Linked DNA regions of Homo sapiens: region 1 is linked to region 2. A link is a contact called in ENCODE Hi-C or POLR2A ChIA-PET data. All regions are on one chromosome and are shown on one strand. The core of a region is the stretch at or near the end of the contact, and the rest is flanking DNA. Distances in the headings are between cores, read along the strand shown.

What was found. A loop is a pair of places that touch in the nucleus more often than their neighbours do. ChIA-PET counts read pairs that join two places held with the same protein, here RNA polymerase II (POLR2A). Pooled maps may share reads with other maps.
Region 1: a pooled map shows a loop between it and region 2 (4-fold over the local background). The contact joins the promoter of NUDT17 here to the promoter of GPR89A in region 2. A Hi-C loop is called at or near these places in 5 of 50 pooled maps. POLR2A ChIA-PET finds 5 or more read pairs at or near these places in 3 of 52 experiments (Panc1, activated CD4-positive, alpha-beta T cell and activated T-cell).

What each region holds. Positions count from the first base shown.
Region 1 is chr1:145,841,376-145,847,327 of GRCh38, reverse strand. It overlaps NUDT17 (nudix hydrolase 17), which reads right to left and starts at 1,698. Exons shown (of 8, transcript NM_001012758.3): 1 at 1,496-1,698; 2 at 1,132-1,315; 3 at 870-895; 4 at 638-730; 5 at 1-78. The coding sequence starts at 1,687. It overlaps POLR3C (RNA polymerase III subunit C), which reads right to left. Exons shown (of 15, transcript NM_006468.8): 15 at 2,926-4,989. The coding sequence ends at 4,908. RefSeq lists enhancers at 1,035-1,294, 1,345-1,714, 2,495-2,624.
Region 2 is chr1:145,605,209-145,610,946 of GRCh38, reverse strand. It overlaps GPR89A (G protein-coupled receptor 89A), which reads right to left and starts at 2,959. Exons shown (of 14, transcript NM_001097612.2): 1 at 2,772-2,959. The coding sequence starts at 2,813. It also overlaps the pseudogene NBPF25P. RefSeq lists silencers at 2,642-2,691, 3,032-3,161.

The DNA.
Region 1 (5,952 bases), core at 449-2,948, 240 kb before region 2:
CTGGGAGATCACGAGTAGATACAGAACAATGTGATGGTATTTGGGTAAACCCCAGCTCAGCCTAGGAGGGTAGGCAGACTAGGAAAAGAAAACAGCAAAAGTGAGAACTTTCCGTCACTTTTTTTTTTTTTTTAAGATGGAGTTTCGCTCTTGTCGCCCAGGCTGGCATGCAATGGCGTGATCTTGGCTCACTGCAACCTCTGCCTCCTGGGTTCAAGCAATTCTCCAGCCTCAGCCTCCAGAGTAGCTGGGATTACAGGCGCCTGCCGCCACGCCCAGCTAAAATTTTTGTATTTTTAGTAGAGACGGGGTTTCGCCATGTTGTCCAGGCTGGTCTCAAACTTCTGACCTCAGGTGATCCGCCCACCTCAGCCTCCCAAAGTGTTGGGATTACAGGCGTGAGCCACCGCACCCGGCCCTTTGTGTCACTTTTTGAGACTTTGTTAATACAGCTTTAGGGTGAAACAAAATGGTGGCCAAAAGCTGAGGGCGTGGATGGTACAGATGACACAGCAGGGACATGGGTGAGGGTTATGGATTTGGGGATTCCAGCCCACTTATGTGCTATTGTTTCCCTTGTAGCCAAGGCAGGTAGGGGCTGATCTATGGAGGAGCTTCTCCCAGCTACTTGTCTCACCTCCCATAAACCCAGAGGGACCCAAGAGAACTGGCCCTGGGGCAGGTGTAGTCCACTCTCCTCCCAAAGTTCTCGAAGCCCTCCGTCCAGCAGCTGGGAGTCAGAGAAGACACATCAGAGGGGCCAGTGCCTGACTCTTCCAAGTCCTTTTGCTTGCCTCTCCCTCAGCCCACACCCAAGATGGTCCCAGGCATGGGTCTCTTGGCTCAGGTTGGATCAGCTGACTGGTTACCTCCTCCTCAAGTTCCACGTGCCCACCTGCAACAACAGTGGGGCCAGTAGGTGAATGGTGGTGGTCTTGGCCAGGGAGCCCCCACTCACTGTTGACACTCCTCTCCCCTCCAGTGGACACAGAGGGAGTTGCAGTCCCTTGTGACTATGAACATGCCACATTTTGGGGCCCACTTTATCCTTCTGAGACTGGGAAAAACATTGTTGCGGGGAAAGGGCAAATTTCTTCTCTGTACTTGGGGCCTTGTCCCCAGAATACTCACCCGGGGGTACCCAGAGGTTGGGGGAAACGCTCAGGGTGCGTGCCCTTCGGGTTAGCAAGACAGTCTTGTCGCTGGACTGCAGAATGACGGCCACACCCAGGTCCACACCTCGATCTGTGGGCAGCTCAGCCCCAGGGACCCTGGGCCGCTCCTCCAGGGCCGCAAAAGGGCAGAAAGGGGGTCGCTGGCAGAAGGAAGCCAGCTGGGTTAAGGCTTCAGAAGGGCGGCACTGGGTGGGCGTGACTTCCAAAAATGGGGCTACACCGCGCGTTGGGGGCGGGGTCCTCGCCGCCAGTTCCCACCCGATTTCAGTCCCCATCTTTGGCCCTTCACTGCCCCCGCTCTGGGGCCCCCTTCTGCCGACCTGGAGCGGAAGCCTAGCGGAGGCGCCTGGGAAGGGCCTGCTCGAGAGGACAAGCCGTCCTCGCTTCAAGCTGCAGTGAATGGGCCACGTCCCGAGCCCTGGTCCGGCTCCCAGGAGGCCACACACACTCCGTGCGAAGCTCACCGACTCCGGACGCCGGGACAGGAGCAGCTGCACCCGCACCTCGGCCATAACGCGACTCTGGAGTCGCTGCGGCCCGCCTGGCGCCCTCTGGTGGCCTAGAGAAGCTTCCCCTCGGAACGTTCCGCGGGGTCGTAGCGGGGTTTCCGAAAGTCCCCGGGGAAATAAGGGCACATCTTTTGAGGATGACCCATGGGTATAATATTAAACCACAAAGAAGAATACCTCTAAATGCTCAGCTCCTATTCCTTCCTATCTTCTCTGTTTAGGACAATGACCCCCAGACCGAATGACTTCAGGACCCACATGTTACTTCCAACCAGCCCTAAGCTGAACTGTAAGCATCCTCTACAGCACTATGCACACCTGTTACAGCAGGCATCACTTCGAATTAATTATCTCCAAGCGAAACACACCAAATAACATTTTCGATACCACTTCTCCTTTCACTTCACTCAAATGGCAACCAAGTATGCAGATGCTATCTCCTTAAACTTCCTCAAACCCATGTTCTCTCCAGCCTTCATTCATTGCCCTAGTTTAAGCCTTCCTCGTATTTTGCCTGAAATATTATTGCAAGTCTCCAAATAGTCTTGCCCCTACCAGTTCATTCTCTACAGTGCTGCCAGAGTGATGTTTTGTTTTGAGAGTCTCACTCTACAGCCCAGACAGGAGTGCACTGGTGTGATCCCAGCTCACTGCAACCTCCATCTCCCAGGTTGAAGCGATTCTCGTGCTTTAGCTTCCGAAGTAGTAGCTGGGATTACAGGGCGCCCACCACCACGCGCGGCCTTTTTTTTTTTTTGAGACGGAGTCTCGCTCTGTCACCCAGGCTGGAGTGCAGTGGCGCCATCTCAGCTCACTGCAACCTCCACCTCCCTGGTTCAAGCGCTTCTCCCGTCTCAGCCTCCTGAGTAGCTGTGATTACAGATGTGCACTACCCACACCTGGCTAATTTTTAAATTTTTTTGTAACGATGAAATCTCACTGTTGCCCAGGCTGTTCTTGAACTCCTGGCTTCAACTGATCCTCCCAGTGTGTTGGGATTACAGGATTTAGGCACCATCAAAATTATCTTCTAGCTGTTTTGAAATGTACAGTAAATTAATAACTATGCCACCCTGATCTATCCAACACCAGTCTTACTTCTTCAAACTGTATTATCTGTGCCCACTAATCAACCTCTCTTCATCCTCCCCATCCTTCCTAGCCTCTGGTAACTACCAATCTATTCTTTATTTTCTTGAGATCCACTTTTTTAGCTCCTATGTGAGACAGAACATGCAATATTTGTTTCTGTGCTTGGTTTATTTTACTTAACATAATGACCTCCAATTCCATCCATGTTGCTGCCAATGACAGGATTTCATTCATTCTTATGGCTGAATAATACATTTTCTTTAGCCTTTCATCTATTGATGGGCACTTAGGTTGATTCCATGTTTTGGCTATCGTGAATACTGCTGCAATAAACATGGGAGTGCAGGTATCTTTTTGATACATTGATTTCTTTCCTTTTGGAGATATATATATACCCAGTAGTGGAACTGCTGGAGCATAGTTCTGTTTTTAGTTTTTTGAGGAACCTCTGTAGTCTTCCACAGTGGCTGTACCAATTTACATTCCCAACAGTGTACCAGGCAGGGCTCTCCTTTTTCCACATCCTCACTAGCATTCATTCTTTCTTCTTGATAAAAGTAATGAATTGGGGTGAGATGTTATCTCATTGATTTTGATTTCCATTTCTCTGATTAGTGATGTTGAACATTTTTTGATGTATCTGTCGGCCATTTGTGTATCTTCTTTCGAAAACTACCTATTAAGATCTTTTGGCCATTTTTAAGTTGGATTGTTCTTTTTGCTATTGTTTGAGCTCCTTATATATTCTGGTTACGAATCCCTTGTTAAGATAGTTTGCAAATAAAGCATCCTCATCTTTCAAACTATACATTGTCACTCTCTGTGTTCCCTTCCCTGCCTGACCCTTTTCCCTTTCTGGCCTCTCTGTACATAGTGTTTACTCTTCTACTGTAGCACCCCTAATACTTCCTGGTACTTATGTACTTATTTGTCTCCTCCTACTAGACTGTATGCTCAAAATTTATTAATCTTTATATCCCCAAGGCTTACCCCAGTACTTAGCACAAAACAGGTGCTTAGTAAATGATGGTGACTGGCTTGAGGGCAGAGATGGTGTCTTATTTATCTATCCTTGTATGTTGTGTTTAGTATGGTGGCTGGCAATTGTTTGACACTCAAGTGTTTAAACAATTAGAAAACACATTGGTGAGAGAAAACTGAAGATATTATAAAACATCTAACTGCTTTAAATGAATTAAAGCTGCTGGGACAAATTATATCCGTGATACTGAGAGAGAGAATTTAGCGTTGCCAGTTTTAAGGAACCATGGAGAAGAGGAAGGCGCTAATTTACTGTGTGCTTACCATATGCCAGGCATTGAGCTAGCTGTTCTACATACACAGTTTCAGATGTGTTAGAAGCCTGGAGCTGGCAAATGTGGCTTCAGTCCACAGATTCTAGTGTGACTGCTTGGGACAATCCACCTGCTAACCCTGAAAATAATTTTTTCTTCTACTCTGTGATAGTCTTTCACATTCCCTACACTGTGTGTGTTAAAAATTACAGTTCATCAGCCTGGGCAACACAGGGAGGCCCTGTCTCTACAAAAAAATAAATAAATAAATAAAAAATAGCTGGGTATGTGTGGTGCATGCCTGTAGTCCCAGCTACTCCAGAGGCTGAGGTGGAAGGACTGCTTGAGCTCAGGAGGTCAAGGCTGTAGGGAGCTGTGATTGCGCTATTACACCCCAGCCTGAGTGACAGAGTGAGATCCTGTCTCAACAACAACAAATTATCTATCTATCTATCTATCTATCACCTATCTCAACAAAATAAAGAACAGGCATAGACATCTGAAAATAAAATTAACTTCTTAGGAAGTTTCCTATTGCCAGGGATATAGGTAACCATAGGTGTGGGTAACTTCTTTATGGGAACAGATGCATCTGATAGATGATTAACCTTGTTGATTTAAGGTTCTTCCCACTGCCAAGATTTGATGAGGGGAGACTACAGCAATGGATCTAAATATGCCAAATTCTTTCAGGTGTATCCTGGGCTGCAGGGGATAGAGAGGGGGGTTTAGTTGAAGACTCTGCGACTTATCCCACTGCAAATAATGCATCCAGGCACCTCCTTTATTTTGCTTTCCATCCCCCCAGATCTTCTGAGGAAGATGCTTCTTCTGGATCACTGTCTCTTCATGGTGCACTCAATGTAAGACTCCAGCAGGAAGATGGTTTCGTCCACCTGGATCTCACTGGCATCCAACCTGAGTGAAAAGTAAAGGCATTTGCCTAGACTGAATGTTCATTAGCATATTTAAGATTAGAGGTTAGGGTGGGTGTGGCCATGGATAACTGCTTGGTTACCCTTGAGAGTGGATGGAAAGAAAGCAGGAGAACCAGTAGATCATTTTGCTATTTACCGAGCATCTTTATGTGCCAGACACCATGCAAACTGCTAAGAATACAAAATACAGAGCCTCTGTCCTGGGGGAAGGTAGTCTTCATTTGCAATCAGGAAAACGAACGTAAAGGCACAGGTATAAAAGGACCTAGTGTGTTTTAAAATAGCAAGAAACTAAGAGTGTCTGAAGCTTAAAGTGAGTGGTGATTAGGAAGAAATGGAAGCTTCTTCAGCCTGACAAAAGCCATCTAGGAAAAACCCACAGCTAACATCATACTTAATGGTGAAAGACTAAAAGCTTTTCTCCTAAGATCAGAAACAAAACAAAGATGTCTGCTTTTGTACTTCTATTCAACCTTTTACTGGAGGTTCTAGCCAGGGTAATGGGGCAGGAAAAAAAAAAAGTAAAGGCATCTAGATTGAAAAGACAGAAGTAAAACTCTCTCTATTCATGGATGACATAATCCTATTATAAAAAATCTCAAAGAATCTGCAAAAAAACTACTAGAATTAATAAATGAATTTAGTAAAGTTGTGGGATACAAAATCACAACACCAAAGTTGGTTGTTTTTGTATAACACTAGCAATGAACAATCTAAAACTGAAATAAGCGACCACTAAACTAGTATCCAAAAAAATACTTAAGAAATAAATTTAATGAAAGAGGTGCACAAATTGTGCACTGAAATGTGAAGGTCTAGGAAAGAGGTGATGAAGGCCTGCGTGTGGACCAAGATGAAAGGCCAGATTTGAGACACATGACTCAAGTAAAATTAAGCCAGCGCAGTGGCACTTGCCTGTAGTCCCAGCTACTTGGGAGGCTGA
Region 2 (5,738 bases), core at 1,710-4,209:
TCTTATGACGGTATAGAGGGCTCAAAACATGAGTTAGTTAACAGTTGCTTTTAAAAAAGTGACTTCTGGGTTGAAAATTAGCTACTGTTAAAAAAAAAAGATGGCCATCAGCAGGACAGTTATTAAAGAATTAACTATAAAAGACACCTTTCTTGGATCATTTATTCACCCTTTTAATCATTTAACAAATATTTATTAGTGCCTAATATGTGCCAGGTCCAAGGGATAGAATGGCAAATGAGAGCATGAATGCTACTCTCAAGGAGTTTATAATCTATGGAGGAGATAAACAAGTAATTACCAAACAATGTGGTAGTGTTGTTACAGGGGAAGTAGGTGAAGGGTACTATGGCAGTAGGTATAGGGACATCTAGTCCAGTCTAGGGGAAGCTTCTTGGATGTTCAACTTGAGATCTGAAGGCTTAAAGAAGGGGAGGGATATGAGGAAAAGGCCCAGAAAGAGAAAACACACTGTGTGGAAATCTGGAGGCACCATAGCATCGCCAGGTTAGGGAACTAAAAGAAGTTCAGGAAGTCTAAAGAATAAATTGGAGCCACAGCTGAAGAGAGAAGAGCCAGGGTCCCATCAATAAGGGACCTGAAAAGCCATGTAAAGGAGTTTGAACTTCATCCTGTGCCGTGGTGAGCAAGATTGAATACGTGACCTCTGATTTCAGATTTCATTTCAAATAAACCTTTCAGTTAATACAAAACAGAAAAAATGAGCAGGGAGGGGCGCAGGGGGCAATGGTGGTGTTTCCAAGGTAACCACACCTCTCTAGAGAGGTGCTTTTTATTAAACAAATATTCACTACAACTCTACTATGTGCCCGCAACTGATCTAGATGCTGGTGAATACAGGAGAGAACAAGACAGACAGTATCTTGGACCTCATGGACAGATAACAAACACATGAATATACAAATGAACCATAGTAATAAATGCCAAGAAGAAAATAAAACATGGAAATGAGGAAGAAGGCAGCCGAAATGGAAAGCTACTTTGGTTGTGGGCAGGGTGTCAGGTAAGACCTTCCTAAAGCGACATTTTTATTAATACCGAAAGGATGATAAAGTAGCCACATAAATATCTGAACAGAGAACATTCCATGCAAAGGAATCTTTGGGTCTTTCTTCCACATTTGTAAAAACCAGGTTTAACAATTAATTACTGCATGTGGATGCATGTGTGAAGTGAAAGTCTATGATTATAAGGCATACAAAATTAGAAAGCCACTTCCTCGGTTCAACGTATCAATTATATCCATGCTAAAAATCGTAGAGGCTGCAATGCAAAGCCAATTTTCTACTGACATTCTTATCTTTATTCTAAATGAAAAGAAAAGCTAATTAAATATTGTTATTTTTCTTAAATTGGTACTAAGGCTAAAAATAACCCTGAGTTGTCACCAAGGGCACTGGGTAGTCTTAGAAAGGTTTTAAGCAGAAGAGTTACATGTCTAGGTTTTTTTACATTAATACATTTGAATATTATGCAGCCAATAAAAACAATACTTATGAAAACTATAGAAAAGGTGGTAAATTTTAAAAATGAAAAAACTATTGCATTAGAGTGGTAGGATTATGGATGGCTTTTCCTTCTTTCTTATTTTCTTAAATATTGTAAACAAGTTTTTGAAGAGAAAAGGACAATGCTCCGCTCTACGGAGACGAGTATTAGGATGAAGCAATACAAAAACGGAATCAAAGAACACAAATTTAGTTCACTTTAAGCCCCCAAAGGTAACTGCTTCTGTTATTTGCCGTTTGAGAGAAAGAACAAGTAAAAACAACCACACACACACAAAATCTTTATTGGAAAGATGGGGGGAAGAAGGTCAACAGGCAGTCTGAGCTTCACAAATATTGGCCAACAATTATTTATTGAATGCCTGCACTTGGAAGTGGGGATACAGCTATGAACAAGGCAGGATCTCAAAAAACAAAATCAGAAACACAGACATAAATGATGCCAGTGCTATGATGAATGCTAGGAAGAAACAATAATTAACAATAGATTACATGGTAAAAGCAAGAGGCTAACTAGACGAAACTTCTATTGAGCAGAGACAGTGTCTTACATGTTTTTACGCTCAGAGCTTTATATAATGGTCGATAAATGTTTGTTGACTGTACAAACAAATGAAGGTGGCCAATGGAGAAGAAATGAGGGTCAGAAAAACATCCGGAAAAGGTGGGTAACTAAGCAGAGGATAAAGGACGAGGTGTCAGTGCAAAAACGAAACCTTATACTTTCAAGCACAGGTATTACCTTATACTGATACTTTGAAGCAGCAAATTTCTCCACACCCGGATTCAGGATTTGACATCTAACAGCAAAGCCTGCACTGACGTGTCCTCAGTATCCAGTATTGGCGCGTCGCACACCGCGCGCCCAGAACCACACAGGCTTCCCCAGTCCAGGATCAGTTGGCGCAGCCCGGAAGCTTCGAGGAGCTCCTAGAACCGCCGCCTTAGCTGGCGGCGCCGGCTCTTAGCCTGGAGGTCGGCGGACCGCTTCCAAAAGTGGACCGAAATTCCGGGGATGGATGCCGGGTGGGGACGCGGACGGCCGCAGGCCAGTCTCCTGACAGCCGGGGCTGAGGGAACCGGCCGCAGCAAATCGCACACCCTCTCTGGGTGCCAGAGTGACTAGCGCAGGACGCGTAAGAGAGGAGCGAGACCCCGGACCAGCCCGCACCGCGGAGGACCGGAGAGGGCGATTCGGTAAAGGGAGGCGGACGGGTGTCGGGGCGGGAGGCGGTGACTCACCTGGGAGGTAATCATGATGCTGGAGTCGATGAGGAAACTCATGGCGAAGTGTAAGGAAGGCTCCTGCCTCCACTTCCCACTCCCCGAGGCCACAGCACGCTGGGGCCACAGGCCCCCTCACACGGTCTGCCTTCTCCCAGGTGCTGCAGCCGGGACTGCGGCTCTCCAGCCCGACGCCATCAAGCTGCGCCCCAGTCAGCCAATCAGCGTCTACATCCACAGCCCCGCCTCGGGCTCGGGGTGGGTGGGGCGGACGCTAGGCTCCCGCCGCGGAGGCCCCAGGGGCGGGGCTTATTAGGGGCGGTGCTAAAAGCAGCAATGCAAGGTAGCGTTAACGTTTCTGAGGCTGAAGGAGGTAGGGCCTGAGAGCTAAGTGGTAATTCTGTTTTGTAATGATCCTAAGATAATAATGGTAATTATAGTAAGTCGGGCATTGTGTCCTAAATGTTATAACTTTTACTTGACTCGGCAAATATGACTGTACAAAGTGAGGGAAGACTGGAAAGTCAGATGAGATATGAACAAATATAACTAACCAAATACATTTCTGTGACAACAATGAAAAGCACACTGTCTGTAGCAATTTAGTGATAATATTGTACTGCATATCAGTCAGGCCACAGGTGGAGTACTGCACTCCATGTACCACACTTTGAAGAGATTTTACAGGCCGGGCCGGCTCACGCCTGTAATCCCAGCACCTGGGGAGACCAAGGCGGGCGGATCACCTGAGGTCGCAAGTTCAAAACCAGCCTGACAAGCATGGAGAAACCCTGTCTCTACTAAAAATACAAAATTAGCCGGGCGTGGTGGTGCATGCCTGTAATCCCAACTACTAGGGAGGCTGAGGCAGGAGAATCGCTTGAACCCGGGAGGGGAGGTTGCGGTGAGCCGAGATCGCGCCATTGCACTCCAGCCTGGGCAACAAGAGCGAAACTCCATCTCAAAAAAAAAAAAAAAGAAAAGAAAAAAGAAGAGAGAGATTCTACAGAGACATATTGGAGCTCGCTCAAATGTGAGCCACCAGATAAGGGCTGCTGGAAGGAGGCGAAGAAAGATGACTCAGAACATGACATCTGTCTTCATGTGAAAGAATGGGTAGAACTGATGTGGCGCTACGAATTATCTGTAGGGCAAAGGACTGGAAGTTAAATGAAGATAGATTTTAATTCAAAACAAGGATCAGTTCTTTAAGAGTCTGAAGAAGGGTTATTTTAGGAAGTAGCTGCCTCTGCCCCCTTCCCACCTATTGCAGTGGATCAAATATACACTGAATCACTACCTCATTCATTCAACACTCATTTCATGAAGGCTTAACGCATTGCTGTGGGGCTTACTCTGCCGCCGACCTGGGGCCTAGCTAGGCTTTGTAGTCTATATAGTCTCATAGTCCTGCAAACTGGCTCCAGCCCAGGAAATCACCCTGTGTAGGAGTGGCTGCAGTCAAGACGCAGGAAGACAATCCTGAGGGGACCTGACATCCAGCATCTGAGTTCAGACTACTATAGTTTGAATAAGTGATCTGCAGATTCATTATACACAAGGGAACATGTCTTCCTTTTGTTGGATTGAACTCTGTGATACCAAGCAGTCAAAACTACCTGTCAGATGTCCAATCCCTGATCCAGAATTTCAAGGAGCTATGGAGGCAGCTGTACAATGGGAGTGTCATAAACCAGAGAACTTTGTGTCCAGGCTATATCTATTAGGTAAGCAGGTAGATTCCCACATAACAGCACCTAACTGACATTCAAGAGTGTGTAGAGTGCAGAGTGCTGAAAGAGACTATCAAGGCAAGCAGTTTACCTTGGTGGCTTACTGGGGTGCACAGTGGGGATCAGAATATCAGTAACGAGGAATAGCAGAGAAAGGTGTGCAATACCTGCTGGCCTAAGGCCTATGCAAAGCTTTGGGTGACACTATTCAGAATGCTCCCTACTGTACCACTTGTGTCCAGGTAAAGGACAGGCCTAGGTGATTCAAGCGACTGCTTTATCCCCTGATTTTGATTGAGGAATGTCTTTAGAAACCTTCGCACTGCATTTAGTATCCAATTGACTCTCCTTTCAAAGCAAGTCTGTACTGCTGGTGGTGGACTCTGACACTAAAATGGCTTGTCCTCCCATCTCTACTGCTGGTAATATTCTCCCGATCCACTCTAGCTGCTGCCATCCTCTTAGAATAGTGGGATCTTTTGGTTCTGCCTCCATGGACAGTCACACCATCTGGGCTCTGAGTCCCCAGTTTGTGCTTTTTCCAAGGGAGCTTTTCAAAATATGTCATGTTCATAACTAGTAGCCATTGTTTGCCACTCATCCAGAGATTGACAGCCAGTCCCATAGATGTGCTACAAAGAGTCAACTGACAAGATGATCAGTCTGTGTCCTTTGGATGAGTGTTTGCTCACACCACTTTACTGTCCTTTTTCATAGCAACTGCAGTGTTCATACCTACGGTACTCTCACACTTCCCAGCACCATCCACATACTGACAGCTAACTACTTCATCCCCTTCCTCCAAATTAATGCAAAGGACTGGGCCCAGGAGTTGACACTAACATTAGATCCCTGGGAAACACCCTAGTACTTCTTCTCCGTGCACTTACATAGCACCTGCCCATGCCAGTGGCTGGATGATCTCTGTTAGGGATTTTCTTTTGAAACTTTTTACTTATTATGACATAGTTGTAGATTCACATGCAGTTGTAAGTCTGGGATCGTTTGAGACATATGGTATCACCAATTCCGTGGCATCCTACTCCCGCTGTCTCCCTTCATGGATAGACAACCTATCTTGTAGTTTTGCCCACTGTGCCAGGTTCACTGAGTCTCTGAACTCCCCTGTGTGCCCCACTAAGTCACCAGTGTAAGCTGGACAGGAAACCCCAAGTATTCAGAGGAAAAGTGTTTATTTCCCAATGGTCCCATGGACAGTATCTATACTTGATACCTAGAAAATATATAAGTG